7 separate regions of the Mus musculus genome follow, and all the other regions are linked to region 2. The links are chromatin loops, found by intact Hi-C in ENCODE. Cell type or tissue: heart. All regions are shown on one strand.

Region 1 (4,000 bases), 67 kb before region 2:
CTTCTGGAGCCTCAATGTCTACTTCTGTAAAGGGGGAGGAAACATATCAAGTGATCTAAGACACTGTAGGTCTAAAGGCTTATGTAATTTATAAAAATCTAATAAATTACAGCATCTGCATATATCTTACACATTTAAAAAAATCATTGGAATCATAAAATTATTAAACATGGTAGAACTTTAGAAGTTAACAAACCCTGTCCTGACATCTAATAAATAAGGGGGAAAAACTCAGATGTTTTGAATACTTCTTAAAATACACTTGCCTATCAAGCATGAAACCCTGCCTAGGTTTGATCCCAGCCCTGGGCTATTTTTGGTCTCTGTGTGAGTATGAGAGGTAGGTAGCTTGTGGGGTTTTTTTCCCTCCCCCTTATAAAAATAAGTGAGATAATCTATTATTATGTCTTTCCTAAAACGGACAATAATTTGTGTTGTAGAAATTAGTTGTGGTACACATACCAAAAACAAAACTCCTAACAGTCTTACCAAACCATTTTATAACGTCTAGGAAAACAACTATAAATTTATAATGAAATATTTTTACTATAAGATTCTTATGGACCCATATTGACTTTCTAAACTAACAAGATCATACCTAGACTGTACATGTGACAGAAAATGAGTAAAGGCATAGAAAGTGCCTTAAGTTAAGGACATCTTAACAACCAGGAACCACAACCAGTACGATTGCATGACGTATGGCTAAGCTCCAAAATGAGCTGATTTAATATTAACCAAAGGAACAGAAGGCTACAAGTCCTAACCCTAGCTCTCACTGAAACGGCATGAATCCTATATTCCTAATGAGCACTGGCAGGCACTGGGTTCGAGGGCAGGTGTCTGATGTGGACTGTGGGAAACTGCATACATACTCGTGATGAATGTCCATCAGAGACGCGCACTCTATTATTTTAGCCTGCTGAAAGCACCCCAGTAAGAGAGTGGAAACTCTTGGGGGTTCAGGAGTAATATCCAAGGCCTGTTCAAATAATTAAAGGAGAACCTGCAAACTCTCTCTTGGGTCTCTGAACTTTTACTGTACTCTCAATCCAAACACTAACCGGAACTTCCTTACAAATATAAAGTTTTACGAACGTAAGCACAGAAGAGAAATCTTGACTCTGTTGGGACCTAAACACATAATCAACACATGACACCAAGGCTGGGGCCATATAAGTGTCACTGAGCGAAAATCAACCCCCCACGACTCAAGACTGGGCATACACCCTCCCCAAAGAAGCCTTTCAGCTCTCCGGAGCGAAGGACCTCATCACTTTTACTCTTCTCCCAGCAGCCAGCCGGGAACTTCAACAAGGTGTGACTGTATACTTCCAAACTGAAAAGCAGTGACCAGCAGCGCCAGGTACTTAATGACAAAGGACTCAGCTCACCACAGCGTCTTCCAGCTTCCGTGACTTTTTCTCACCCAAACAAAAACCAGGAGAGGAGCAACTTGACAAACTGTTTCTTAAGAATCACAAATGGTCCCTAACTGCTATAATAAAGCAATTACTCCTCCCACCCCAAGCACATAGAGCAGGCGCTCGGAAGGCAGCAGGTCTCGGGTCCCCCGGCTGCACTTCCGTCCGCAGCCCGGAGCCTCCCAGTCCCCTCGCAGGGACCGAGCCTCAGCCGAGCCGCCCCAACTCCCGGGCGCCTGGCGCCTGGCGCCAGCGCGGACCAGCAAGGCCGACGCCGGCTCGCCAGGGCCGCCAGCACCGAGGGGCCCGGCCGGGACCAGGCAGCGCCAGGCCCGCTGCCCAGGCGCCGCCTGGCCGCACAATGGGGCGCGGGCCGTCCCCCAACGCCTCCGCGCCCGGCCCCGCTCCGGCGACTAGGCCCCGCCGCGCTCCGCTGCCGGGCCCTCGCGTAGCGGCGGCGCCGGGGAGGGACGGGCCGAGCTGGGCGCCGGCTGAGCAGCGGTAGCGGAGCGCGGCGGGGCCGGGGGCCCGGGCCGGGCGGCACGGCGCCGCGGTTCCTCACCATGTTGGTGTCCTCCGGACCTCTCCCCTCCTCCTCCGGCTCCGCAGCGAATGGACGGCGGCGGCGGCGGCGGCGCCTCTCACGGGCTCGCCGGGCTCCCGCTCATGCGCAGTGCGGCGGCCCGCGGAGCGGCCGGGCCGCGGGAGGCGGAGGGCGCGGGCCCCGGGGTGGGCGGCCTGGCCTGCCGGCATCCGTGGCACGAGCGGCCGGGCGACCCGGCAGCCCGGGCTGCGGACACACGCTGAGACCCGCGCGGCGGGCGGCCGCGGGCACAGTGAGGACGAAGCGCCGGGGCCCTGCCTGCGCCCCCACTCAGGGCGCCCTCGTCACGGCCGCGTCCTGTCCTCCGTGCGCTCCTAATAGCTCCACGTCAGAGTTCCCAGGTAAGTTTTTGGAAGAATCCGGGAGACTATTGCGCCTAGAGCCACTGTCATGCCTGGTGGACGGGCCAAGCTTGACCTAGCCTGCCTGCTGAGCTGTGGGCCAGAAGACAAGTGTGTGCTGCAAGGAGAAGGAAATACAGTACTCCCTGCAGAGAGAGGAAATAAAACAAAGGTACGGCACATAGAAAAAGCTGTCCAAGATTGCCCAGGTTTATATATGTCATCCGCATCTTCATCACCAAACGTGGGTCTCCCTTTACCACCGGCAAATACCACCAGATCACCCCTAGAAGCTAACAATCTTAAAGTTTCTGTTAAAACAACTGTTGTCACTCCTCCTCGGAGCTTCCTGCTACTGCTTAGAACTAGCCACGTGGTGGGGGCTCCCAGAGCCCTGCAGAGGCAGATCTTTGGCACTGCAGACCTGTTGTCACCCATTCATTCTTTACACCATCAATGCGAGTGTGTGTGTGTACGCGCGCGCGCGTGTGCGTGTGTGTGCGCTGATGTGGCATCTTCTCGCCAGGCCCTAAGAAAATACCAAGTAGCAAGGGTGAAACTAGATCACACTTGTGGTTATTCTCTAGGAACTCAGCCTAGCAACTTAAAATATTAACGAAGAGGACTCAGTCTCTTGCTACACTTCATTAGACTATTGCAACAATAGCTTGTAGGTTTTCTTAAAGCTCTTTTTTTCCTAAGTGCCAACTCCAAGGGGTGATTCTTAGTTCCACTTGACCTCTTTCTCTCCTGAATTTGAACACGTCCTCCTAGAATTCCCATAATTTTTCATGACTTGATTTATTTATAGTCTCCCCTTCACTTACCATTCTTCTTTGCTAGCTAACTCTGGCTTTTCAGTGGTGGGCTTTCCAGAACCATCCCTGAATCTCTTCATATATTCCTTTTTCCTAGACCCTGCCCATATCCCAGTGAGTCCAAAATCTTATCTAAAGCTCGGCAGCGGCATGCCCTAAGCACAAATTCTGCTCATCCCACAGACCCCCCCAAAGCTCTACAAAGCCAAAATCTTATCCCTAAACCTGCATTCCCCTGCTTTTTCATCACATAAGCTAAATATCAGAACTGCCCATCTCCCTTAGTCTAAGCTCGCCGAGTTCATCATCTGAGTAAACCCGAATTCTTCCCCTGCCCTTTAATAGGGTTCATCTCTCATTGGGACCCTCCTTTCTCCATCCCCTTTTGAGATGGAGTTTCTTTATGTTGCCCAGGCTAACAGCCAACAGTGCGGCCTGGGATTGCAGGCAAGTATGTCTCCCACCCCATCTTCTCTGTACTTTTCCTTCTACACCAGAGGTGTCTGTCTGCAATGCAGACTGGAGGCTCTTCCTCAAAGTCTCCGAGAACTTTCCTAACGTGAGCCTGTCTGGAGTCATAGGCAGGTCTCTCCCTCATCTTTCCACTCCCTTTGTCATGACCCCCACTCAATGCAGCTCCTGTTTCGGTACCAAGCTTCCTGGTTTGGTCTTATTTTGTCCCTGACACACTAGGTCACAAGAGTGAGGATCCGCCATGTGTTGTACTAAGCCTCTAACACTCAAGCAAACTTCAGGTTGCAGCTACACCTATTTTGTAGGGAGCACTGACATACAGAGTGGGTAAGTAACATG
Region 2 (4,000 bases):
TCCGAAGACAGCTGTAGTGTACTAATATAAACAAAAATAGATAAATCTTTAAGCCAGGCAGTGGGGGCGCACGCCTTTAATCCCAGCACTCTGGAGGCAGAGGCAAGCAGATTTCTGAGTTCGAGGCCAGCCTGGTCTACAGAGTGAGTTCTATGACAGCCAGGGCTATACAGAGAAATCCTGCTTCAAAAGACAAAAAAAAAAAAAAAAAAAAAAAAGAAAAAGAAAAAGAAAAAAAAAAGTAGGCTATGGCTAGTTATTCTGGTTACTCTTCAACATACACTTACCCATTGTCAGGTCGCTTGACATTGGGGTTACTCGATCTCTTTTTCATTAATACCCTCCCAATGAGAAAACTTATACAGCAAGGAATAAGCTTTACAAATAGATGAATTTGAGTTTTAGAGGACCACAAACATGCTAGCCAAGTGCTTAACCTACAGCTCCCATTCCATACGAGGCAATCTTGAAGATACTGCCCGGTTTTAAAGTATACAATTTTCCCAAACAAGACCACGGTTATATAGAGACTTATGAGCTTAGTTCCTTCATGAAGCATAAAGATCACAGGCTACATTAGATATTATATGACTGCAACAATATGCATATACCCTTTACATGCAACTATGCAACCAGCAGGACTAGTATCTCCCAAGGGTCATGTGAGGAACACCGGAGGCTTAGCATCCTGGGAGGCACACTTTCTCAGATGCTGTCACTCTGGAGCCAACTGGGAAAACATCCATCTTTGGCGGGAGAGCTCTGCTTGATGGCTTCTTCAGAGACTGGTGCTCTTACAAATCTTTCCAATTCAGCCCACCCCACATTCTTGCTCTTCAAGGAGGAAAACTTAACTTTCCTGGTCTTTTAAAGGAATTTTTCAGCTTGGAGCATTGTTTTCCCCTCTGACCTCTCCAGGTAAGTTAGGGTTTAAGGCTTTTCCAGTCCTGCCTAAGAAATCACAGCTTTGTCATGTATCCAACCTGGGACCACTGATAGCCTAAAATGTTTTTTTTTTTTTTTTTCCTCTCAGCTAGTGAAGACTGAGTCAGGCAGTCAGACACACTCCTTAAGTGCAATCCTTTATCTTGACAATGTTCTGATTTCTCTATCCCATTTTTCAAAGCTCTTTTTGCTACATCTCAAAACATTTAAACATGACGAGTAAATTGCCTGCCAGGAGATAATTCACCAATTAAGACAGCCGCTATTCTCATGGGTAGAGTCTGACTAATCAAATTCTTTTCTCTGAGGTATTAGAGGAATCATGGCTGGTAAAAAGAAAGAAAAAAGAAAAGGTAAAATTCTCATGCTGGTAAGAGTTTTAATTTTAAAAACTATTAGCAGGATGACAGCTATAACTAAGCCTTGAGAGGAGAATGACTCTGTGGTATTCTTGGGAACCTAAGGAAATTCACAGGAAGAAAAACAGCACTAATACAACTTTCACCATCTTTCTTATTTAAAATATAGGGTGAAGACCTACATTTTAGTATTCACCGAAAATCCAGGGCATCGACCACTGTTTGTTGAATGGACCATGATGTGTTTAAATTTTTATCCACGTGTTGATTTGGACATACGAGGGGGTTAGTATCGTCTTTATATTACCTCTGCTAGATACAAGTATCATCACCTCCAAGCAGAAGAAACTGAAGCACGGATATTAGGTAACTCGACCAAGGTCACAGGTAAGCTGGGAACCCAACCTTCTGCAGGCAGTTCTTGCCCTTGGGCCAGTACGTTTTTCAGAATGCGAGGAGGTGATGATTATGGTGAAGTAATCTATCTACATGACTTGGGGTTTTCACTGTTGTCAAAGCGTGGAGCTTCGTTTCCAAAAGGATCCGGGGTAGTCATCTGCCAGCTTTGTTCAAACTTGTGAACAAGAGCGTTCGACAAAACTCACCCCTCATTAATTTGACTCTTCCCAGCAATGGGAAAGGTCTCTAGAAATCCTTCTCTGAACTGCACTCAAAATGAGGGAGCTAAGCTGAAAGCGACTTTGGGAAAGGGGTCCTGGTGCAAGCCTCTAGCTACGTATGCCATCTTCGGTTGCAGCACCGTGCGGGGTGCCCAGATCAGAAACCAGCCAAGGTGGCAGAGTCTGTAGGAAGAGCCAAAGACTGAAGTGGGACAGCGCCTACCAAAACTACACACAGGCACTTAAAGGGCTGCTCTCACGTGACCCAGCGCCTCGCATCCGGGCCGCGCACGGACCGGCAGTACCCCTGAGTCACCTCGGCTGCAGCAGCAGGATCGGGACCCGTCGCAACTGGTTCCTGTCCACCGCAGCCAACAACGCCGCCGCCGCCATCTCCGCGCTGTTCTGCTGGATTCCAAAAGCTGCTTGGCTTATTCTTGAAAGCGTCCCTCCCTGCGCAAGCTTCTTGTCCCCGATCCGCCACCGTAGCTCCGAAGAGCAAGTAGGCGTCTCCGCAAGAGCCAATCACAAAACTGGGTGTTTCAAGGTACCGATTGGCTGATTGGACCATGTGCCTGGGGGGTGGGGAGTGAACTGTGAGGGGCTGGGCTCCATCTGGAGGGGCGGGGCCAGGTTTTTTTTTTTTTCTTTTTTTTTTTTTTTAGCACAGAGCATGAGAGGAAAATGCACAGCCCCTCAAACCACCACTCAAGCAAAATGCAAGCTTTCTCACTAAACATCAGGAAAAAGGGGCAGTGGAAACTGCGTGGCAGGAAACAAAGACACAGTAAAAGCTATGTGTAGGTATTTGATACAGCTGAGGCAGAGCTCATATGGGGGAGAAAAACACAGTAAGTGAAACAGCCAATCGAAGGGTTATAAGTGCAAAAACTAAATGGGACGTAGTGGCGCATATTTGCAATCCCAGAAGCTGAAGCAGAAGGATTGTAGTAAGTGACAGGATTGACTAGACAGTGAGTCCCAGGCCAGCCTGAGCAATACGTTGAGGCTGTCCCTCAAAAACCAAAATAAATAAGATATGAAAAACAAACATAAATGCAGAAGGAAAACAAATGTAAAGAGGAATAAATTAGTGAAATCAGAAAACTAACACCAAAGGACAAATAAATCCAGGAACTAAGAAAATAATTAGAAATAAGGGGACACAAGTGGAAGCAGGAACATCAGGAGTTCAAGCCCATCCTAACCTGCAGACCAAGTTCGAGACCAGTCTGGGCTAGTAGTCCTGCACCTGTCTTTAAAATCTAAGATGTTTTCTTGAAAGATTCGAACTTTTAGAAAGTCTGGATACAAATTGGCTTGCTTGTGTATTTTCGAGAAGGTTCCTACTTATCTGGCCCATTGGCCAGCAAAAGAGAACCCATCCCTCTGGAGTTCACCAGAAATGAATTCCTTCCTTCAGGAAGGATATCTTATATTGAGTAAGTTTAGACTTTTATCGGTAGAGTCATCACATAGTTTCAAAACGTCCCTGGGAGTACTTGCCACTGGCTTTGTTTGTGTGGCTGGATATCTTTTTTTCCTACAGAGTTATAAGAACTCTAGTTATAGAGGTTAATATTTCCTCAGGTTTTCATTTAGTTGTTTACTTTTACGCTGTTTCAGGTGTGAAGAGTTCCATATTAAAAAAAAAAAAAAAAAAAAAAAACCACACACTGTTTTCTGGGCGTGGGGAGAAATTGTTTTCATCTTGTACTTAAAATGAATGTAAGATATATATTTAAAACAGCAAAAAAGTGAACATGGCCTCCAAATAAGCAAGAAATAAAGAGGAAAAAAATCTCACATGACTTTTTTTTTTTTTCTTTTTGAGACACGGTCTCTCTATGTAGCCCTGACTGTCCTGGAACTCACTATGTAGACCAGGCTGACTTCTAACTCACAGAGTTTGAGAGCCTGCCTCTGCCTCCCAAGGGCTAGGACTGAATGTGTGCACCACCACACTGGTCTTGATTATATATATATATGTGTGTGTGTGTGTGTGTGTGTGTGTGTGTGTGTGTGTATATATGTGTGTGTGTGTATATATATATATATATATGTGTGTGTGTGTGT
Region 3 (4,000 bases), 150 kb after region 2:
CATGTCTTCATTCTTCCTGTATCCCGAGACTTAGGCAACATGGTTTTTCTGTAGCTCCTATCAACAGGTGTCTCTGTTTCTGTACATTGCAACTGAGTTGGTCTCTTCCTGCTGTGGCTCACAAAACGTTGTGTCTATGAAATTATTAGTCTGATACCTAGGCTGAAAAGGTCTTTTTGTTTTTCTTTCCAGTCTTCCTCATCTCTCTGAGAACAAGTTTACACGGGAAGCTGAAAAGATGGGACATTATGAGAGCAGTAGGAGTAAAGTTGAGCCAGCTCACTCTCCGGGGCTGCACCATCCGGGGCTGTACCACCTTGACACCCATCAGCTGACCAGATCAGAAATAGTTCAACTGAACCTCAAGTGAGGAGCTGCCTTATCACCATCCGCTAAGTTTTAGTGTGGTTTGTTATTCAGAGATAGAAGATGAATGCACACTTACAGGCACGATACCATGACTTAATGATATTTTAATCCTAAGTTACCTGGCAAATAGTAGCTGCTATATATGCATTAGTTTACTTCCCCACTAATTAAAGTTGGATGATCTATTGCTAGATGGTGTTGAATTATACAGAAAAATTTGTAGACATGTGTGCATATGGTTGGGTAATTAAATTTGCACCATGTCTCACAAAAGAAAACCCGAATCTACAGCCTGACAATTAGGTCCAAGGCCAAACTAAAAAGGGGTGGTGGTGGTGGTGGTAATTTTTCTTATAATCTATTTAAATCACAGGGGGGCAAGGCCATGGAGGGATCAAGAGACAGGCTTCCCTCCTCATGTGCCCACCTTTGAACACTCCTGGTTGAAGTCCCCTGATCTGTTTTAGGACATGGTTACCCCCATTCACTGGGACCTAAAAGAAATATTGGCAGGAAACTGTGTTGCTTCACTTCTGACATAAATGGGAGAGATTCTCAGGTTCCCCTCACTTTCTTGAGGTCAGGAAAATTATAGCTCTCAGAAGAGGACTGTGACAGACGTGACCTGAAACCTGCTGAAGACCCGAATTTGGATGATTTAGTATAGTAACATATATATATATATATATATATATATATATATATATATATATATATATATATACACACACACACACACACACACACACATATATGTGTGTGTATACATATGTGTGCATGTATGTATATGTGTATATGTATGTATGTATGTATGTATACATATATGTATATGTGTGTGTGTGTGTGTGTGTAACCAATTCCACATATGATGATATGTTTGGATATACTGGGTTTTATTACAATCACTGTTTTAACTTTAATATGAACAGTAGAAAATTTTAAATTAAGTAAGTGTCTTAGTCAGGGTTTCTATTCCTGCACAAACATCATGACCAAGAAGCAAGTTGGGGAGGAAAGGGTTTATTAGGCTTACACTTCCATACTGCTGTTCATCATCAAAGGAAGTCAGGACTGGAACTCAAGCAGGTCAGGGAGCAGGAGCTGATGCAGAGGCCATGGAGGGATGTTCTTTACTGGCATGCTTTGCTAGCTTGCTCAGCTTGCTTTCTTATAGAACCCAAGACTACCAGCCCAGAGATGGTCCCACCTACAAGGGGCCTTTCCCCCTTGATCACTAATTGAGAAAATGCCTTACAGTTGGATCTCATGGAGGCATTTCCTCAACTGAAGCTCCTTTCTCTATTGTAACCCCAACTGTGTCAAGTTGACACAAAACTAGCCAGTACAGTAACACTTGAGTATTACTCCCCCTTTCTATATTCAATATTGCTGATTCAGGAGATTTTTTTCCCCTTTTAAAATTTGAAATTCAAGGACAGAGCTCAGGGGGAAATGGTGCCAAAGCTCTTCTCTATTGCGAATAATATACATATATATGATTCATAAATTGGTCTGACTTTATATACAATAGTAAATGGGAATGATTCCTCTAGGGTCAGCTTTACTACAACTGTACCAAAAACTTGTCATTTCAGCCCATAGGGTAGTGCTGGGGCCTGATGGGGCGGGACCGGAAAGTCATCCAATCAGCAGCACGATGGTGAGAACTTCGAATCAGACGTTTAGACAGGGTAGAGGGGGCGGGCCTTCATGCTGTGTTTCTGAAGTCCAGGATCTTGGAATCCTCCTCAGGCTGGGTCTCTTCCGGTGTAGACTGTAGCTCAGCCCTGCGGCATCCGTTTGCCCTGCGTCTGTAGGGTGCCGGGCCATCCACCGGGAGGACGCGGACTCCGCGTAGTCAAGCCACAATGGTGAGTGTGCATGGTGTCCTGAGACTGGAGGGAGGCTGTGTAGAGCCGGTGGGAATCGGCTGCGGCCAGTGCTCGATGTGGGAGGACGGTGAGCACTGCTGAAGCCTGCTGGTGAGTGTGTGCGTGGCGCGGCGAGGCTGGAGGGCTGCGGGGAGCCGAGGGGGAGCCGGCGACTGCATGGGGGGCGACGGCGGCCCCGCCTTCCTGCGGCCGGCCCTTGGGATCGGCCGGCTTGAGGTCCCCCTTGGTGGGCCATGCGTCACCGCGCAGCCTGAGCTGGAGATCCCCGGTACCCGGCCGCGCCCCCGAGCTAGCCGGTGCAGTGAAGGCCCAGGGTCAGACCCTGCTGCCCTGGAGTCCTCAGAGGCTCCAGCCTAGTAGCCCGGATTGTGCGGCGATAACCTGCAAGCGTAGGGCTCCCGCAGGGAAAGTGTTCAGTGAGGTGTCCTGTCCCTCCTCCCGAGCAGTCTAGATAAACGCGAAGCAGAATCTCCTATCCAGATGACTGCTCTTCCCCTGTCCTCGCTTCTCCTCTGGTTGGAGGAAGATTCCTAAATTTCCATCTCCTGACCGCATTCCCAAATGCCCATTTAAAAAATAATATTAACACCCATTTCCCACGCAGCATTTCAAATAGACATACATTTTGCTTGATTGGTTTTTTTCCCCACTCCACACACTGGGCGACATTTTAAAAAGGATTTACCCTATGGATATTTAACATAAAATCACTTGATTTTTTATTAAAACACACACACACAATGCCTCTCATTTTGTCATCCTTAGACACAGGAACCCCAATCAGAATGCTTTGGGGTTGTACTTGCCTTTTGGAGATTTTCCATAGTGATGGGTCTATCTTCATCTGACTCTACTTGGCCCTTTCCTTGCCCGGGTTTCAGAGATGCCAACACCAGCTGCCTTGTCTCCAGTGTCTAGGAGCATCCAATGATGTCAGTGTCTGGGCTGATCGTCCCAGCAGCCTGGGGTGTGAGGCTAGACCGCATTGGGACGCTGCTGGATGTCTTGGTGTTCTCCCATCTGAAACGCACTTGAGCTATCTCAGCCTTTTGATCAATATTCTGCCAGTTGTACTTAGCATGCAGGAGGCCTTCTGGTTGCTTAATTAAATCCTTGCTGCAAGTTTGTAAGAATGAATCCAGACTGCCAAGTAGTCATGGGAGAAGTGTTCTGTAAACCAGTTCTGGGCTTTCCCGCCTTGCTCTGCATCCCTTGTAGGGACGGAAGGTGACAGGGCTCATGGGCCTGCTTGTCCCCTTGTTTAGACTCACTAGCCTTTCTTGCTTCCTTGTTCTGTTGTTATTGTCTCTTTTTCATTTGTTTATTTATCTTCTGAGCTGGATAGGTGCATGCCAGCCATGGGATCCTGTGGGGTGAGAGGATTCTGGTCGTCTGTCCATAAAGGGAATCCCAGGGACCAAACTTAGGTTGACAGTTGTGGCAGCCAGTGCCTTTAACCCACTGAGGCGGTTCCTGAGAGCAGCCATTGGGGAAAAAAAAGTTCTTAAGGGATTAGTAAAAAGGCCTTTTCTTTTTAGCCTGGAAATAAGTCTTGTGAGTTTTCCTTTCTCAGCATGAAGCCGGTCTGCAAGGTAAACCTGGCTGTGGGTTGGCCTTTCTCAGCAGGAGACCCCCGGTAGCTCTAAGCTAGCAAAGAAAGGCCTAATTTTTAAATGTGAAACCACACCATGCTGGCAGGTAATTGGGCCTCAACCTCTACCCAGAAGCCTTTTTTTTTA
Region 4 (4,000 bases), 140 kb after region 2:
ACAGAAGTTATGAAACAAGTGGATTTAACAGATATCTAGAGAACATTTACCCTAAAGCAAAAAGATATACCTTCTTCTCAGCACCTCATAGTACCTTCTCCAAAATTGACCATATAATCGGTCACAAAACAGGCCTCAACAGATACAGAAATATTGAAATTATCCCATGCATCATATCAGATCACCATGGACCAAGGCTGATCTTCAATAACAACACAAATAATAGAAAGCCAACATTCACGTGGAAGCTGAACAACACTTTACTCAATGATAACTTGGTCAAGGAAGAAATAAAGAGATTAAAGACTTTTTTAGAGTTTAATGAAAATGAAGCCACAACATACCCAAACTTATGGGACACAATGAAAGCAGTCCTAGGAGGAAAACTCATACCTCTGAGTGCCGCCAAAAAGAAACTAGAGAGAGCATACACTACCAGCTTGACAGCACACCTAAAAGCTCTAGAACAAAAGGAAGCAAATTCACCCAAGAGGAGTAGAAGTCAGGACAAAATCAAACTCGGGGCTGAAATTAACCAAGTAGAAACAGAAAGAACTGTACAAAGAATCAACCAAACCAGGAGCTGTTTTTTTGAGAAAATCAACAAGATAGATAAATCCTTAGCCAGACTAACTAGAGGGCACAAGGGCAGTATTCTAATTAACAAAATCAGAAATGAAAAGGGAGAAATAACAACAGAACCTGAGGAAATTCAAAGCAACATCAGATCCTACTACAAAAGGCTATACTCAACAAAACTGGGAAACCTGGATGAAATGAACAATTTTCTAGACAGATACCAGGTACCAAAGTTAAATCCAGATCAGATTAATGATCTAAACAGTCCTATATCCCCTAAAGAACTAGAAACAGTAGTTAATAGTCTCCGAACCAAAAATAGCCCAGGACCAGATGGGTTTAGTGCAGAGTTCTACCAGACCTTCAAAGAAGACCTAACTCCAATTCCCCTTAAACTATTTCACAAACTAGAAACAGAAGGTACTCTACCCAATTCATTCTATAAAGCCACAATTACTCTGATACCTAAACCACACAAAGACCCAACAAAGAAAGAGAACTTCAGACCAATTTCCCTTATGAATATTGATGCAAAAATACTCAATAAAATTCTCACAAACTGAATTCAAGAACAAAATAATCATCCATCATGATCAAGTGGGCTTCATCCCAGGGATGCAGGGATGGTTTTAATATGCAGAAATCTATCAACACAATCCACTATATAAACAAACTCAAAGACAAAAACCACATGATTATCTCTTTAGATGCTGAGAAAGCACTTGACAAAACCCAACACCCCTTCATGATAAAAGTCTTGGAAAGATCAGGAATTCAAGGCCCATACCTAAACATAGTAAAAGCAATATACAGCAAAACCAGTTGCCAACATCAAAGTAAATGGAGAGAAACTTCAAGCAATCCCACTAAATTCAGGGACTAGACAAGGCTGCCTACTTTCTCCCTATCTATTCAATATAGTACTTGAAGCCCTAGTCAGAGCAATTCGACAACAAAAGGAGATCAAGGGGATACAAATTGGAAAAGAAGAAGTCAAAATATCACTATTTGCAGATGATATGATAGTATATATAAGTGACCCTAAAAATTCCACCAGAGAACTCCTAAACCTGATAAACAGCTTCAGTGCAGTAGCTGTATATAAAATTAACTCAAACAAATCATTGACCTTTCTCTACACAAAGGATAAACATGCTGAGAAAGAAATTAGGGAAACAACACCCTTCACTAGTCACAAGGTAATATAAAATACCTTGGTGTGAGTCTAACTAAGGAAGTGAAAGATCTGTATGATTAGAACTTCAAGTCTCTGAAGAAAGAAATCAAAGAAGATCTCAGAAGATGGAAAGATCTCCCGTGCTCATGGATTGACAGAATTAATATAGTCAAAATGGCTATCCTGCCGAAAGCAATCTACAGATTCAATGCAATCCCTATCAAAATTCCAACTCAATTCTTCACTGACTTAGAAAGGGCAATTTGAAAATCCATCTGGAATAACAAAAAAACCTAGGATAGCAAAAACTATTCTCAACAATAAAGAATGTCTGGTGGAATTACCAGGCCTGACCTCAAGCTGTACTACAGAGCAATTGTGAAAAAAAAAACTGCATTGTACTGGTACAGCCACAGACAGGTAGATCAATGGAATAGAATTGAAGACCCAGAAATGAACCCACACACCTATGGTCATTTGATCTTTGACAAAGGAGCTAAAACCATCCAGTGGGAAAAAAGACAGCATTTTCAACAAATGGTGCTGGCTTAACTGGAGGTTAGCACGTAGAAGAAGGCAAATCAACCCAATCTTATCTCCTTGTGTTGTGTCCGGCCAGCAGACCACAACCTGGGTTCTAGCCTGGAAAGGCATTTTGGAAACCTGGAAGAGAAGAGGGGCTAGGTGGCGAGAGAAAGAGATGTAGCCAAGACAGTTATTCTGATCAAAGCTCAAATTCTATTGTTGCGACACTAGTTATGAAGGAAGGGGGAGGGGACCCGATTCCCGCGGAATAATCTCTGGTCCAGTAGAAAGGTGCTCGTGTGTGGCTCCGCAGGTTCCAGCAGTGGGCGTGGCAGAACGAATGAGCAGGAAGCTCCACCCCTGAGCAAGCAGGTTTCAGGCTGGGGGAGGGGAGACTACATCCTTGTACAAAGCTCAAGTCTAAGTGGATCAGAGAACTCCACATAAAACAAGAGACACTGAAACTTATAGAGGAGAAAGTGGGGAAAAGTCTTGAGCACATGGGCACACAGGAAAAATTCCTGAACAGAACAGCAATGGCTTGTGCTGTAAGATTGAGAATCAACAAATGGGACCTTATAAAATTGCTTCTGTAAGTGAAAAGACACTGTCAATAAGACAAAAAGGCCACGAACATATTGGGAAAAAATCTTTACCAATCCCAAATCTGATAGAGGACTAATATCCAATATATATAAAGAACTCAAGAAGTTGGACTCCAGATAATCAAATAAACCTATTATAAAATGAGATACAGAGCTAAACAAAGAATTCTCCACTGAGGAATACCGAATGGTTGAGAAGCACCTGAAAAAATGTTCAACATCCTTAATCATCAGGAAAATGCAAATCAAAACAACCCTGTGATTCCACTTCACACCAGTCAGAATGGCTAAGATCAAAAATTCAGGTGACAGCAGATGTTGGTGAGGATGTGGAGAAAGAGGAACAGTCCTCCATTGCTGGTGGGATTGCAAGCTAGTGCAACCACTCTGGAAATCAGTCTGGTGGTTCTTCAGAGACTTGGACATAATACTACTGGAAGATCCAGCAATACCTCTCCTGGGCATATATCCAGATGTTCCAACTTGTAATAAGGACACATGCTCCACTATGTTCATAGCAGCCTTATTTATAGTAGCCAGAAGCTGGAAAGAACCCAGATGTCCCTCATGATTCCTCAGAGGAATGGATACAGAAAATGTGGTACATTTACACAATGGAGTACTACTCAGCTATTAAAAACAATGAATTTATGAAACTCTTAGGCAATTGAATGGATCTGGAGGATATCATCCTGAGTGAGGTAACCCAATCACAAAAGAACTCACATGATATACGCTCACTGATAAGTGGATACTAGTCCAGAAGCTTAGAATACCCAAGATACAATTTTCAAGACACATGAAACTCAAGAAGAAGGAAGACCAAAGTGTGGATACTTCATTTCTCCATAGAATGGGGAACAAAATACCCATGGAAGGAGTTACAGAGGCAAAGTTTGGAGCTGAGACAGAAGGAAGGACCATCCAGAGACTGCCCCACCCAAGGATCCGTCCCATAAACAGCCACCAAACCCAGACACTGTTTGCATATGCCAGCAAGATTTTGCTGACAGGACCCTGATATACCTGTCTCGTGTGAGGCAATGCCAGTGCCTGGCAAATACAGAAGTGGATGTTCACAGTCATCTATTGGATGGAGCTCAGGGCCCCAAAT
Region 5 (4,000 bases), 66 kb after region 2:
AGATAGATATTTTTTAAGAGGCAGTCTACTAAGATTCAGACTAAGTTAGGGCAAGTAGTTCCTTGGCTCCCATGACTAAAAGGTGGCCTCAATAGCCTGTGAGACACTGACTCAACTGATGCCATCTTAGAGACACCATTTTGACCTTAGAACTCAGTACATAGGCAACAACAATCTGCCAAAACCCTAACCTGCCAAAATAGGAACAAAGACCTAATTCATCAAAGACCTAGTTTATAGTGCCAGGACCTGGGAAAGTCCCTAAACATATTAACCTTGCTTTTTGGCTTCTGTAGTTTCACTTCTCGCTAACTGTTCTTACTTGCTTTTTGTGCATAAAAGGAAAAGAATAGTGAGGCTCTGGGCTACATAGTTTGGGAAGTTCCTTATGCAGTCCCCAGTGGGGCATAAATGCTTTCTATTGGTGTTAAAACTGCATGTATTTTCTGAAGGAGTCATCTTGTAACAGTTGATGCCACACTGGTTCCCTCAGGACAACCTGCCTAGAAATAAAGACAACAGACATATGAATAAACCCTGATGTGAGAGCTGGACCAGTTGGACCAGGCCCTGCCTTGGCTTACTTCCTCAACATAAGATTCATTTTAAAAAAAACAAACAAGGGCTGGAAAGATGGCTCAGCGGTTAAGAGCATTGACTGCTCTTCCAGAGGCCTTGAGTTCAATTCTCAGCAACCACATGGTGGCTCACAACCATCTGTAATGGGATTCATTGCCCTCTTCTGGTGTGTCTGTAGACAGCAATGGTATACTCACATACATAAAATAAATAAATCATAAAAAGAAACAAACAAACAAACATGGTGTTTATAGTTTCATAGGGTAGGTCACCGAGCCAAGGGAAATGCCTTGCCCTGGGAGTGGTGAAGAAAGCAAGTGTCTGAAGACTGTGGCCAATAGGGGCCAGACTAGGGGGGTGCACAACACAGGGAGTGGTAGATTCAAGAAAGGAGGAAACAGCATGCTCTTAGTGCTTCATGCAGTCTCCCATACAAAATGATACCACGCCACTCACATATTTAAGAGAATTAGGCAGAAGTGGGTTAGTAAAATAGGTCCCTTGTCATTTTGTTATACCCATTTAGCAATATTCTAAGTCCTACATTAAGTGAGATGAGAATAACAAAAGTTGTACTTCTAGGTTTATTTGATGAAATCTAATCTGCTCTTTAGAGGATGTGCTGAGAATAGCACACAGGCACAAGAGCTGTGTTTGGGAGCCTGGGTGGTAGTTTTGCAGCTTGACTTTTGAGTATTTTCGTTTTCTTACTGGCAAAAGTATAACAAGAAAGAACACACACACACACACACACACACACACACACACACACACACACACACACTTACTTCCTAGCCTGTTCGGATGAATTTTAAAAAACTACAATTTCTAAATTACATACTCAGACATTACATACAGCAATGCTTGGCGTAGGAGACATTTATTAAACATATTCTGGAACGACCTGTCCAATAGCCTCGCTCAAGGCGGCGCAGCCCTTGCGTCATCAGGAAGTGCGAGCTAGCTTCCGGTTGCAGCGGTGCAGGGTGAGACTTTGGATGCCCGGACGCGGGTGATTGGCGTCATTGGGAGGAGCGGCGGGGCTTCCAGCGACTTGAAGTCTGAAGTCAGGAGCAGCATGTCTGGCTGTGTGCTGCTCTCGCGTGGGGCGACTGCGGCGGCGGCTGCGGCGCGAGCTTCCCGGGTGCTGAGGGAATTCACGGCGAGGCGCCGCCCGCTGCACACCAGCCTGCAGAGCTGCTCGTTCGCCAAGGAGCTCTTCCTGGGCAACATCGAGCAGGTAGGAGGCGAGGCCGGACTGCCCGTGTCCTCTGCTCCCACCTTTCATTCTGGCCAGAGTTGCATGGAACGTTATCCGAGCCCGTAGAAGCCAAACATCCGAGAGGCTGGGCTCGGCGATGTGGCTTAAGTCGTGTCACAGTGGTTTTTGTTTTGGGGCAGGGTCTCATTCAGTAGTAGCCCAGGCTGTCTTTGGACTCGCTCTGTAGCTAGGCATGCCTTGAATACGTGGTCCTCTTGCCTCGGTCCTCAGAGTTGCCCATCCAGCTATTTCTTGTCTTGGAAGTTTGTCTCGTATTGTCTGACTTTATTAAAGTAGAAGTCAACACTTGGGCTGAGTGGCTGCCCTGGTGCAACGTTCAAAGCTAGAACTTTGAAGTGTGGGGACCCTTTTGCCCACATTCTGGCGCAGAGGGTGCCGAGGGACTTGGATTCTTGTGCTTTTCCAAGGCAGGAGGAAGAGCGCAGCCATCATGTATCCCCTTCAGTCTTTAAATCTACCCTTCATCACCCGTGAGCTTTGCTGCCAGTTTTCCATTTCTGTATTTAGTGAGAGTCCCAGTGGTCAGCTCTCCTCCAGATGGTATCTACTTTCTATACTGTTGTGAGCTGTATACCCCTAGCAAAGGCTGGCCTGGTGATTAGAACTCAGCTTTCTCACTATTCAAGGATAATTCTGCATCTTGGACCTGTGCCCTCAGGCTTTGGCCCAGTGGCCAGTGGTTTTCTCCACATTGCTCACTTCTCATTCCCATTCCTACCCCACCCACCATTAGTAACTAATGCAGATATGTACTTAATGTTTGTTCTGAATGCATGTTAGGCCTCAGGTTTCTGAAAAAAAAATTCTTTTCTTTGTATCTCTTTTGTTAGTTCCTTGGTTTCTCAACCTGTAGACCTTGGCCAGTGTCTCTGGTAGCCCAGTTGAAGTCAGAGGCAGTGTCGTTGTTGTTTGTGTTGTTTTGTTCTTCTTCTTTTTAATGTGGAGGTGGCAGGTGTATTGATTGCTTGCTTTTGAGACAGTCTCACTGAGACTTTCTGCCTCTGCCTTCCTTCATGAGAGCTAGATTGAAATTGTATGCCACACCTAGCAATGCTGAATTTTTCTAAAGTTTAAGCCTGTGGGCCTCTCTTTTTATTATGGTCAGCCCCTTGATGACCTAATTCAGTGCCCTAGCTTTAAATGACAACTCTATTCTTACGACTCAGATTTATTTTTTCAACTTGAGTTCTTCCCCTAACTCCAGACTTAGTCTACCTTTCTGCTCTATATCTCCTCTTAGATGTCTAATAAGCATCTTTAATAAGCATATATGATAACCTCTCCTGGATCCCACCCAGTTCTGCTTCTCCCAACAGCCCGTTTACAATAGATAATGGCTACTCTGTGATTCAACTTTTTCAATACATTCTCCAGTGACACCTTTGATTCGTCTTGTTCTCATTGAATCCTATAGTAAGTAAATCTTTGTTTATCTTCAAGTTACATTCATATCTGACCACTTCTAACTTCACTGCTACTTCCTGGATTGAGCAAACACCAGCTCTCGGAGCATTTCTGGGCCTTGACTAGGACAATGGCAGTGGTACTTAAGCGTCTGAGGGTAGAGAGTAGCCGAGTTATCCATGCCAGTGGCTGACATATACACTTACTTGGACCCGAGTCTGTCCCAGGGGCAAGTGGGAGGATGAATGGGTGAGGCTTGTGTGGCACTGGCAGACTTAGTTACAGCCCCTGGCTTATATAATTGGCTTCTGCAGTAGGATTACCTGAATAACAGGTTCTTTTGCTTTATCAGCTTAAAAGATGCTAATTGTTATTTCACTCCTCACCCACACGGCGCCTCATTCAGTTTTTGTCACTTTTAACTAGAGGATATTTTCCTTCTAGCCTCCAGTATCCACCCCCCCCCCCTGATATTTTTTGTTTTAGGTTTTTGGGTTTTGTTCTGTTTTGGAAGATTGTATTTGAGTTGTTGTTTTTGAGACTGGGTCGTGATGTGTAGTCTTGGCTGGCATGGAGCGTGCTATGTAGACCAGGCTGGCTTGAACTCACAGGAGTCCACTGGCCTCTGCCTTCCAAGTGCTGGGATTAAAGGTGTGCCTCATTGTGCCTGGACTCCTGAAGTCTTTACCCTTTTAAGTATGTCTGAATACCAGTTATTTGCCAGGTTGCCTGTTT
Region 6 (4,000 bases), 60 kb after region 2:
CTCTTTAAAGGCCTCTACCTGTTTGGTTGCATTTTCCCATATTTCTTTAAGGGATTTATTCATTTCCCCTTTGAAGGTCTCTATCATCTTTATAAGATTGGATTTAAGGTCATTTTCTTGTGCTTTGTTTATGTTAGGATATCCAGGGCTTGCTGTAGTAGAGTAGCTGAACTCTGAAGGTCTCATCTTGCCCTAGCTTTTCTTGATTGTGTTCTTTCTAGGGCCTTTAGCCATCTGGATGACTTTGGTCCTTGGATATTGGTGTTGGAGTAAGTATTGGGAAGGAGTTAACCTCAATTGTCCTGGTGTGGAGGGCCTCTGATGTGCATCCTTACCTTATATGGTTCCAGAGCGGCAGGTCTGTATGGTTGAGAATCCACAGCTCTGATGAAGGTGGCCAGATGGAGGATGACAATGGAGGTCCAGCAGGGATACCAGACTGCTCAGAGCCTCTTTCTGATATTTTAATTGAGGCACTTGGATCTGTATATTTTCCTCCTAGGATTGCTTTTAATATTTACCAGTGGTTATGTTGTGTTATATTTTCACTTTCATTTAGTTTTAGGAATTTTAAATTTCCTTTATTTATTTTTCTCTTGACTCAATAATGAACAGTTTAATCTTCATGAGTTTGTGCACTCCCTAGAGCTTTGTTTTCTGTTGGCTTTAAGTTTTATTGCATTATGCTGAGATAGGAAAGAAAATTATTTAAAATCTTCTGGATTTTTAAAAGATCGGCTTTGTGTCCCAGGATGTGGTTTGTTTCAGAGAAGCTCTTCATGGGCTCCTGTGGAGAATCTGAGTGAAATATTCTGTACACATCTGGCTCGAATTCTCCTGTGGGGTTTTATCAATGAGCCAGGTGGAGCTATCTGAGTCCCTTTAACTACAAAGATGGTGAAATGAATTTTGTCACTGGTATCATGAGAGAGATCCATGCTTCTCCCAAGAAGCACGACGAGTCCCATCTCTGCTCTGTGTAGCAGCGTATGCTCCTGCACGAAATTCCAGCTTGAACAGAATGGCAGAATTGGTTATTATCCTTAAGGTTGAGAATGAATGCTAGACTCAAACATTTGATTCCATGAATGTGTACTGGACTCAGTCAATGTCTGTTGATAAACTTTATATTACAGTTTTAAATAATTAGGTCCTCATGGAAGCCATTATTCGTACAGGAACTGATGTTTCCGTTAGTAGAAACCTTAAACAAGGTCCTAAACCCTAAGCCTATCCCTAAACACCTTATCCTAAGCCTAACTCTAAAACCCCCCTAACCCATGTCTAATCCAAACTGCAAACCAAGCCCTAATTTTAACCTAACTTTATCCCTCTAGCATTCTAACTGCAACCCTCTAGCCTTTAAAAGTAACCCAGACCTCACTTAGTCTACCTGAACCTAACCTCAACCCTCTAACTCCTATTCTGGGTAGGGGCCAAGGCAACTGGAAAGCCAAAGCCAGCGATTGACCTCAGGAGCCTGGTCACAAAAACTTACACCTGTCAACTGTAACTTTACAAAGTAAAAAGCTAACTGGCAGGTATACTTCTGCCCGGAAAAATCCCACTTCCTTTGCTTGCTGGCGCCACCGTGTGGTTTTAGAGTATCAAATGAAACTGCAAACTGGACTCAGGAATGGAGCCTGTCAGGAGCTAGCCTGGCTTCAGTCCACTAGTGACATTTCTCTTCCATTCTTGTCAGTATCTCAGTACTGATTATAGAAAGATTCCAGCAATAGAGGAAAGCAGATGGGTTGCTGTGTCAGACACCAACCTAGTCTACACAGTGAGCCACAAGCCAGCCAGGGCTACATTGCGAGACTGTCTAAAAACAAAACCAAAAACTCTGTTGAGGATTTCTGTAAAGGATCCGTCATTCTCTTCCCAGGCTGTTTTATGTGTTGCTCAATAAATGCAGAACAAAGCACTTTTTAGGGGCAGGTAGATTCACACACATACAGAAACACAAAACAGACACAGGAAATAGAGACAGATCTGATCAGGCACACACAACAGACAGACCGCAGACAATACAGTAACACAGACAGACCCAGGGAGAGAAGTGGAGAATTTAAATTTAGTCTCACTTTTTGTCAAACTAATCCAAACTAGAAAGTCACTTAATTTATATTCGTTAAATACATCTGACACATTTTGGTGCCTTCTCTGTGGTTATTGTTAGTAGGTTAACCGATGCATTGTAATATTAACATGAGATCTTGGAATTAAAAGAAGTTATACTTGATAATGATATGCTTGTATTAAGTTGAGAAGGAGTCAATTAATTCTTGCTAGTTTGCCAACTTGACACAACCCAGGATCACTTTGGAAGAGGTAACTCCAGTAGAGAAAAATCCCTCCATCAGACTGGCCTGTAGGCAAGTCTGTGGGGGAACCTTATTAATGATGGGTGCAGACCTTCCAGCCCACTGGGAAAGGTGGTACCATGGTCTGCTGAAGTTCCTGCCTTGGCTTCACTCGGTGATAGACAGTGATTAGGGCCATATAACAAATAAGTCCTTTGCCCTCATGTTACATTTCTATCAGTGTTTTGTCACAGCAACAGAAATCCACTAAGAAAGTGATGATCAATAATCTGTAATTGCTTCTGTACTGATTGTGGGTAGAGTCTCCGCTTAAGAAGGTCCACAGAATTTCCTATTTCATCTATTGAATGAAGATGAAGCTTCATATTTCCAGTCATGGGAGTTAGCTGGAATTCCTGTGTCACTGGGGAGTTTGAAACCGTTAGATCACCAAGAAGACATGAATCTTACAAGATTAAAATGCAAGGTTTAAGCAAGAGTAATATTTTTGTGTCATTCAGTGACCACAGAAAGGATGAGAGTGAGGAAAGCCATGGCCTTGCTTATTTTAGGAGAATCATCCCTCATGGGTACAATCACTTGGAAAGTGTTCTTTTTAGAATCATATTGAGTACGATATATTAAGAATGTGGCTTAAAGGTGCTGAAGGAAGCATTCAATAATTAGGAAGTCTGGCTGCTCTTGCAGAGGACTCAAGTTCAATTCCCAGCACCTACATGGTGTCTCTCAACTGTTTAAAACTCCAGTTCTTGGGGATTTGATGCTCTCTTCTGTCTTGAGTGGGCATCAGGTATGTACATGGTGCATAGACATACATTCAGGCAAAAACACTCATGCACAGAAAATAAAATAAAATAAAATAAAATAAAATAAAATAACTCGATAAAAAATAATTTAAAAAGGGAATTTGGTGAAGAAATATAATAAAAGAAAGACAATCTTATAAGAAAACCAGGGTTGAAGTGAGGCTATAGTTAATGATAGATTCAGATAAACTATCTAAATAGAGTGGGTTTTTTTAAAATTATAGCTGGAGTGGCTCTGATATTTTATCAAGTATGTCAGCAGCTCATACACAGGATTTAATGGGAAATCATGTTTAAGGCTGAATTTTTGTCTGTTTCCTTTAAATTCTACTTTAGTTTTGTGGTATGTCAATCATTTTAATTTAGGATTACTTATGACAATGCAGACTGCCAAAATGAACCCTACCCCAACCCTGACCCATTACGGTCGGTTAGCACTTGGATTTAGAAGGAGTCCCTGTATCTTTTATTCTTTTTCATTTTTATATCAGTAATTTCATATGTTGAGAATGAGTCAGAGGTCTAGCTTGACCATGACTTCATCTGTGTACTGACCCTTTTCTTTGCAAATACAGACTGGTTAGAAACCACAGAATGGGGTCTCCTTGGCTCTCTGAACAATAGGACAGGTGACTTACCAGACATATAAGACATTTTGATAAAACAAACAAACCAACCAACGCATAGTCCCATGGGAGCTGGATGATCACGGAAGTAAACATGTTTGACTGCCCTCTTTTTCTGTCCCTCTGACCACATTGATACAGGAGTCAAAGTATGGCTATTGAACACCCAGAAGTTCAGTTGCACAAGTACTAAAGAATAAATCATGCTTTAAAGTCACTGAAGGAACTGGAGAGGTGGCTC
Region 7 (4,000 bases), 250 kb before region 2:
CCCCCTGTCCACTTCCACCTTTAGAAATTTGGAAGCCAGTTCAATGATATGTAATGCATCCTCTAGGTTGCTGTTTTACAGGTTTTCTTGACAAATTTTGGTGGCATATAAATAAAACATTTCCAGGCCTACTTTGTAACCAAGTCACTGAGAAACGAGATGTGAGAAGTAAGTTTGTTTAGGAATATAGCTTAAGAACACAGGTTCTACTGTCCGATTATCCATAATCCAAATCACAGTTTTGCCGAATTATTTAACTTGAGCTTCTCCATCTGCACAATCGGGATAATACGTACTTCAGAGACCCAATTAGAGTATCGGGTAGAGCTTGACGCAGTGGGTTCTGGGACACTGCCTTAGAACGGAAGTAACATTTTGTTTTCTCTAAAAGCATTCCAGTAACTTTATGCTGGTGTCACAGAGTAAGGGTCGGGCATAAGAGCAAAACGAAGGTTCCTTTTTCTTTTTAAATATCTGTCCTAAATTTGGGTAATTTATAATATTAAAAAAAAATTATTGCAGGTCCCCCCCCCCCCCCCCCGAGACAGGGTTTCACTGTATAGCCCTGGCTGTCCTGGAACTCACTTTGTAGACCAGGCCGGTCTCGAACTCAGAAATCTGCCTGCCTGTGTCTCCCGAGTGCAGGGATTAAAAAGGGATTAAAGGGCTCCATTGCAGATTTTATAGGCCATAGATAACTGAAAGACTCTAATTGCAATGCTGGATTAACTAAGACATGACTACTGAAACCAAAAGACAGATTTGTCTAATCACCGTAGCTTAGATTTAGGTTTTTGCAGAATGTTACTTTTCAAATTACAAATGTCTGATGGTGACGTGTTTTAATTCAGGAAAAAGAGAGTACGACGAAGACGAACAGGTGGCTGCTTTTAGACAGTATAAACTTGTTCCAGTTGCTTGTATGGGCCTTCTTAAAAGTTATCCACACCCTTGTTAGAGAGGTCACGCTACTTTGGAGGTAGTTTTCATTGCATGCTTAGCAATTAGCTTTCCGAGGAAAGTCTCTCCCCTTAGCCTTTCCAGCTTAATTCATCAGGATAGGAACTCAGCAATAGCTCCAGAAATTGAGGTGCAGGCTGGACTCTCACAGAGAAATCTCAAACTTTCCCCAATATTAGTCCACTTTGGTTACTCGCTGAGTTATGTGTGAAGCAATTAAATGCCTTTGACAATTAAAAAAATTTTTTTTACCAAGTCTATAAGAATTTTGTACAATTTAGTTTGATCATAATCATCTCCCTCTCCAAATGTAAGTCTTTGATAATTTAATGGTCTGGGCACAGACCTTTTGGTCACATACATTTGCTGGTGTGGATCCGAATGTTGGGGTGGATGGGGGGGGGGGTTGGTGGGGGAGGGGGAAGATCTGTGACAGGGCAGAGCCAACTCCTCTTCGAGGAGTTGCTACAGCCTAGCCGGCCAAGATACAAAAACTCGAAAAAGGCCCACAGAGCCGGCGAGCCTGACAGCGCTCACGTTTTCGCGACAAACCGCCCCGGAAAGGGGCGGGCAAACCCGCGCGGAAACACGGAAGGGTGGGCCTCCGAGAGGTAAAGAAGCGGGCGGGTCCAGAGCAGGTGAGGGAGGGGCACAGGGCTTGGGGGCGGGACCATGGAGGGCGAGGGCGGGGCGGCGCCGTGGGGGCGGGCCCATGGCGGGCGAGGGCGGGGCGGCGCCGTGGGGGCGGCGGTGCTTCGGGTGACAACGGTCAGAGATGAAGGTGGCGGCGGCTCAGCGGGGAGTAGTGCTGCGCCGGGCGCGGTTGGCAGCCAGGCCGCGCCTGTAGGACCTCCGGGCCGGGGTGGCGGGATGGGGACCCGACTCGGGTAGAAAAGCGGGGACAGCAGAGAGCAGAACTTAAGCCCGAGGGGCTCGCCTGCTCCGGTCACACTCGGAGTCCTCTTCCACCTGCTGCCGCTCGGTCCCGCGTCCGGCGGGCCACGACGGCGTCGGCGACGGCGGGGGCATGTGGCGCTGGGTCCGGCAGCAGCTGGTAAGTGAGGGCTGGGTGGCGCGGCGGGGCGGCGAGGGCTAGGCCGCGGCGGGGGCGCGCGGCTCTCTCTCGGCCCGGGCTCCGCACAGCGCGGGGATGCACTGCAGCTTGCGGCCGCTGAGGGTCGCGAGCCGCGCGGGCCCCGAGGTGGCGGAGGTAGCGGCGCGGGGCGCGGGTCAGGCGGCTCCCCCGGACTCCGAACTAGGCTCGTGCGGGCTCCGGAGGAGGTCTGGGTCCTCCTCGGCCTCCCGGCGGAAGCTCGCCCTGGGCCTAGGAGGAAGGCGCGCCGGAAAGGTCTTCACCGCAGACCGGTGCAACTTCTCTGTGCATCTCTTGTGTGTCACCCACCCCTCAAGGCGGTTAGAACGCACGGGTTAGGAGCCAGTGGTTTAACTTTTGAACATTACTGTATTACCTGGAAAAAGAAAAAGAAAACCCTAGAGTGACTTAAGTGTCTAAAAAGCGTCACCTTTCTCAGAAATCATTCACAGACGAAAATCTCTCATGTCCCTTGGCACTTGCAGCCCAGAAAATAACAACGCCAAGGCGACAATGACAGTTAAGGCAGACATCACTTCAGTTCTAGGAATGCTAATCTATATGCTGTTTAATTTTGAAATTGTACCAATTGCAGTATTTTTTTTCTACGAGGTTTCAAGGCAGTGATAAATCTTAGAGAAACAGAAATGTCCTGTTTTGAGACCAAAATCTTCATTCTTTTTTCTTGTGGTAGAACAGTTTTTCAGGTGAAAACTAAAAAGTATGTATTTCAGTCAGTCTCCTGTTTATTTTACAGTAAGCATCATTCTTAAATAAAGAAATCTTATAAATAAAACTAGAACCGCCTGCCACTCCCTCATACAAATGGTAGGTCTTTATTTTTAGCTAACTGTTGCAAATTGAAGTATTCCAGCTTTATTGGGAATCCAAGCTAATGATGTCATTTAATCCACACTTGCTTTCTTGTGGCAAGCCAGTACAGTAAGGAAGTTAATTATTACAAATCTGATCTGCTTTTGACTTCTCAGGCGTCAAGTAAACAAAAGATTTAACACCTTTTTATCTGATGTTTTGGGTGAGAAAATAGTTTTTAAGGCTGTTTTTTCAAGCCTTTCCCAGTATGTTAAGACAGTCTCTCAGTGTGAGGTACTTTTTTGTTAGCTTGAATAAAATCTTTCTATGTGATCATTCCTATCTTCCAGATAGAAATCTGGTAATGTTGTGAGAAATGGCTTTATGTTTACGGCTGAAAGGGATAAACCAGAAGCTGTGTGGTCATTTTTAAGTCAGCTGTCTCATGGCCCTGACTAACAAGTTGAACAAGTTGCTTTCCATTTTAAAAAAAAAAAATACTATCTCTGATATTTAGTTGTCTGTCACTGGTTTTACTTTTAAGATAATCAAGTCTTTAAGAACTTGTGCCAGGGCTGGAGAGATGGCTCAGTGAGTTAAGAGCACTGACTCTTCCAGAGGTCCTGAGTTCAATTCCCAGCAATCACATGGTAGCTCACAGACCATCTGTAATGGGGTCTGATGCACTCTTCTGGTGTGTCTGAAGACAGCTACAGTGTACTCATCTAAATAAAAATAAATAAATCTTTAAAAAAACAAAAACAAAAACCCTTGTGCCAAAGCAGGACTTTGAATTGCTGACTAAGTTTGTGTAATCACTTAAATACAAATTAAGGACAGTGTGTACAAAGGAACGAAGTATGTTGTACTAGCTCAGTAATAAACAGCCTTTCTAGTTGCTACTCCAAGAATTCAGTTAAAAAATTCTATCTTGGATTATTCAAATTATACAAATTTTATATACAAATAATGCAAATTTTATTATTATTTTGCTCACTGGGTTTAGTCACCAGCATTATGTTAATTGTAAAATTCATAAAAGGGAAAATTTGGGTAAATCAATAAATCATAGGGACAGGTTGTTTTGGAAATGTTTTGGAACATTTCATATGAATCCTGGCTTTCAACCAATAA

The links. Hi-C counts contacts between places; a loop is a spot of excess contacts. Peaks named below come from ENCODE experiments on the same cell type or tissue, not always from the same donor. Only the 100,000 strongest peaks of a DNase experiment are listed, where the experiment ranks them.
Region 1: a loop joins it to region 2, with 4 times the contacts of the local background. A loop is called at or near these places in 11 of 42 quality-filtered maps.
Region 3: it touches region 2 in a loop (2.9-fold over the local background); 6 of 42 quality-filtered maps call a loop at or near these places.
Region 4: it touches region 2 in a loop (2.5-fold over the local background); 5 of 42 quality-filtered maps call a loop at or near these places.
Region 5: a loop joins it to region 2, with 3 times the contacts of the local background. A loop is called at or near these places in 16 of 42 quality-filtered maps.
Region 6: it touches region 2 in a loop (2.6-fold over the local background); 17 of 42 quality-filtered maps call a loop at or near these places.
Region 7: it touches region 2 in a loop (3-fold over the local background); 4 of 42 quality-filtered maps call a loop at or near these places.

The regions. Positions count from the first base shown.
Region 1 is chr3:35,930,799-35,934,798 of GRCm38, forward strand. It overlaps Dcun1d1 (DCN1, defective in cullin neddylation 1, domain containing 1 (S. cerevisiae)), which reads right to left and starts at 2,168. Exons shown (of 7, transcript NM_001205361.1): 1 at 1,987-2,168. The coding sequence starts at 1,989. Gm15952 (a long non-coding RNA gene) reads left to right here and starts at 2,280. Exons shown (of 4, transcript XR_880768.3): 1 at 2,280-2,369. In heart, no CTCF peak of the experiment used is centred here; DNase peaks (open chromatin) are centred at 1,303, 1,593 and 2,043; H3K4me3 peaks cover 3,322 bases; H3K27ac peaks cover 2,422 bases.
Region 2 is chr3:35,998,241-36,002,240 of GRCm38, forward strand. Mccc1 (methylcrotonoyl-Coenzyme A carboxylase 1 (alpha)) reads right to left here and starts at 2,438. Exons shown (of 19, transcript NM_023644.4): 1 at 2,241-2,438. The coding sequence starts at 2,317. Mccc1os (methylcrotonoyl-Coenzyme A carboxylase 1 (alpha), opposite strand) reads left to right here and starts at 1,673. Exons shown (of 3, transcript NR_029456.1): 1 at 1,673-2,471. In heart, no CTCF peak of the experiment used is centred here; a DNase peak (open chromatin) is centred at 2,421; H3K4me3 peaks cover 1,573 bases; H3K27ac peaks cover 1,427 bases.
Region 3 is chr3:36,148,956-36,152,955 of GRCm38, forward strand. Zfp267 (zinc finger protein 267) reads left to right here and starts at 2,125. Exons shown (of 4, transcript NM_001101478.1): 1 at 2,125-2,240. The coding sequence starts at 2,238. In heart, a CTCF peak has its summit at 2,312; a DNase peak (open chromatin) is centred at 2,066; H3K4me3 peaks cover 1,727 bases; H3K27ac peaks cover 1,741 bases.
Region 4 is chr3:36,142,700-36,146,699 of GRCm38, forward strand. No RefSeq gene overlaps it. Among named protein-coding and RNA genes, the nearest start is that of Zfp267, 6.4 kb to the right of the region's middle. In heart, no CTCF peak of the experiment used is centred here; no DNase peak of the experiment used is centred here.
Region 5 is chr3:36,064,452-36,068,451 of GRCm38, forward strand. Acad9 (acyl-Coenzyme A dehydrogenase family, member 9) reads left to right here and starts at 1,528. Exons shown (of 18, transcript NM_172678.4): 1 at 1,528-1,819. The coding sequence starts at 1,658. In heart, no CTCF peak of the experiment used is centred here; a DNase peak (open chromatin) is centred at 1,590; H3K4me3 peaks cover 1,854 bases; H3K27ac peaks cover 1,279 bases.
Region 6 is chr3:36,058,697-36,062,696 of GRCm38, forward strand. No RefSeq gene overlaps it. Among named protein-coding and RNA genes, the nearest start is that of Acad9, 5.3 kb to the right of the region's middle. In heart, a CTCF peak has its summit at 1,596 (motif pointing left); no DNase peak of the experiment used is centred here; H3K27me3 peaks cover 730 bases.
Region 7 is chr3:35,752,397-35,756,396 of GRCm38, forward strand. Atp11b (ATPase, class VI, type 11B) reads left to right here and starts at 1,667. Exons shown (of 30, transcript NM_029570.4): 1 at 1,667-2,014. The coding sequence starts at 1,988. In heart, a CTCF peak has its summit at 2,132; DNase peaks (open chromatin) are centred at 1,675 and 2,245; H3K4me3 peaks cover 2,217 bases; H3K27ac peaks cover 1,571 bases.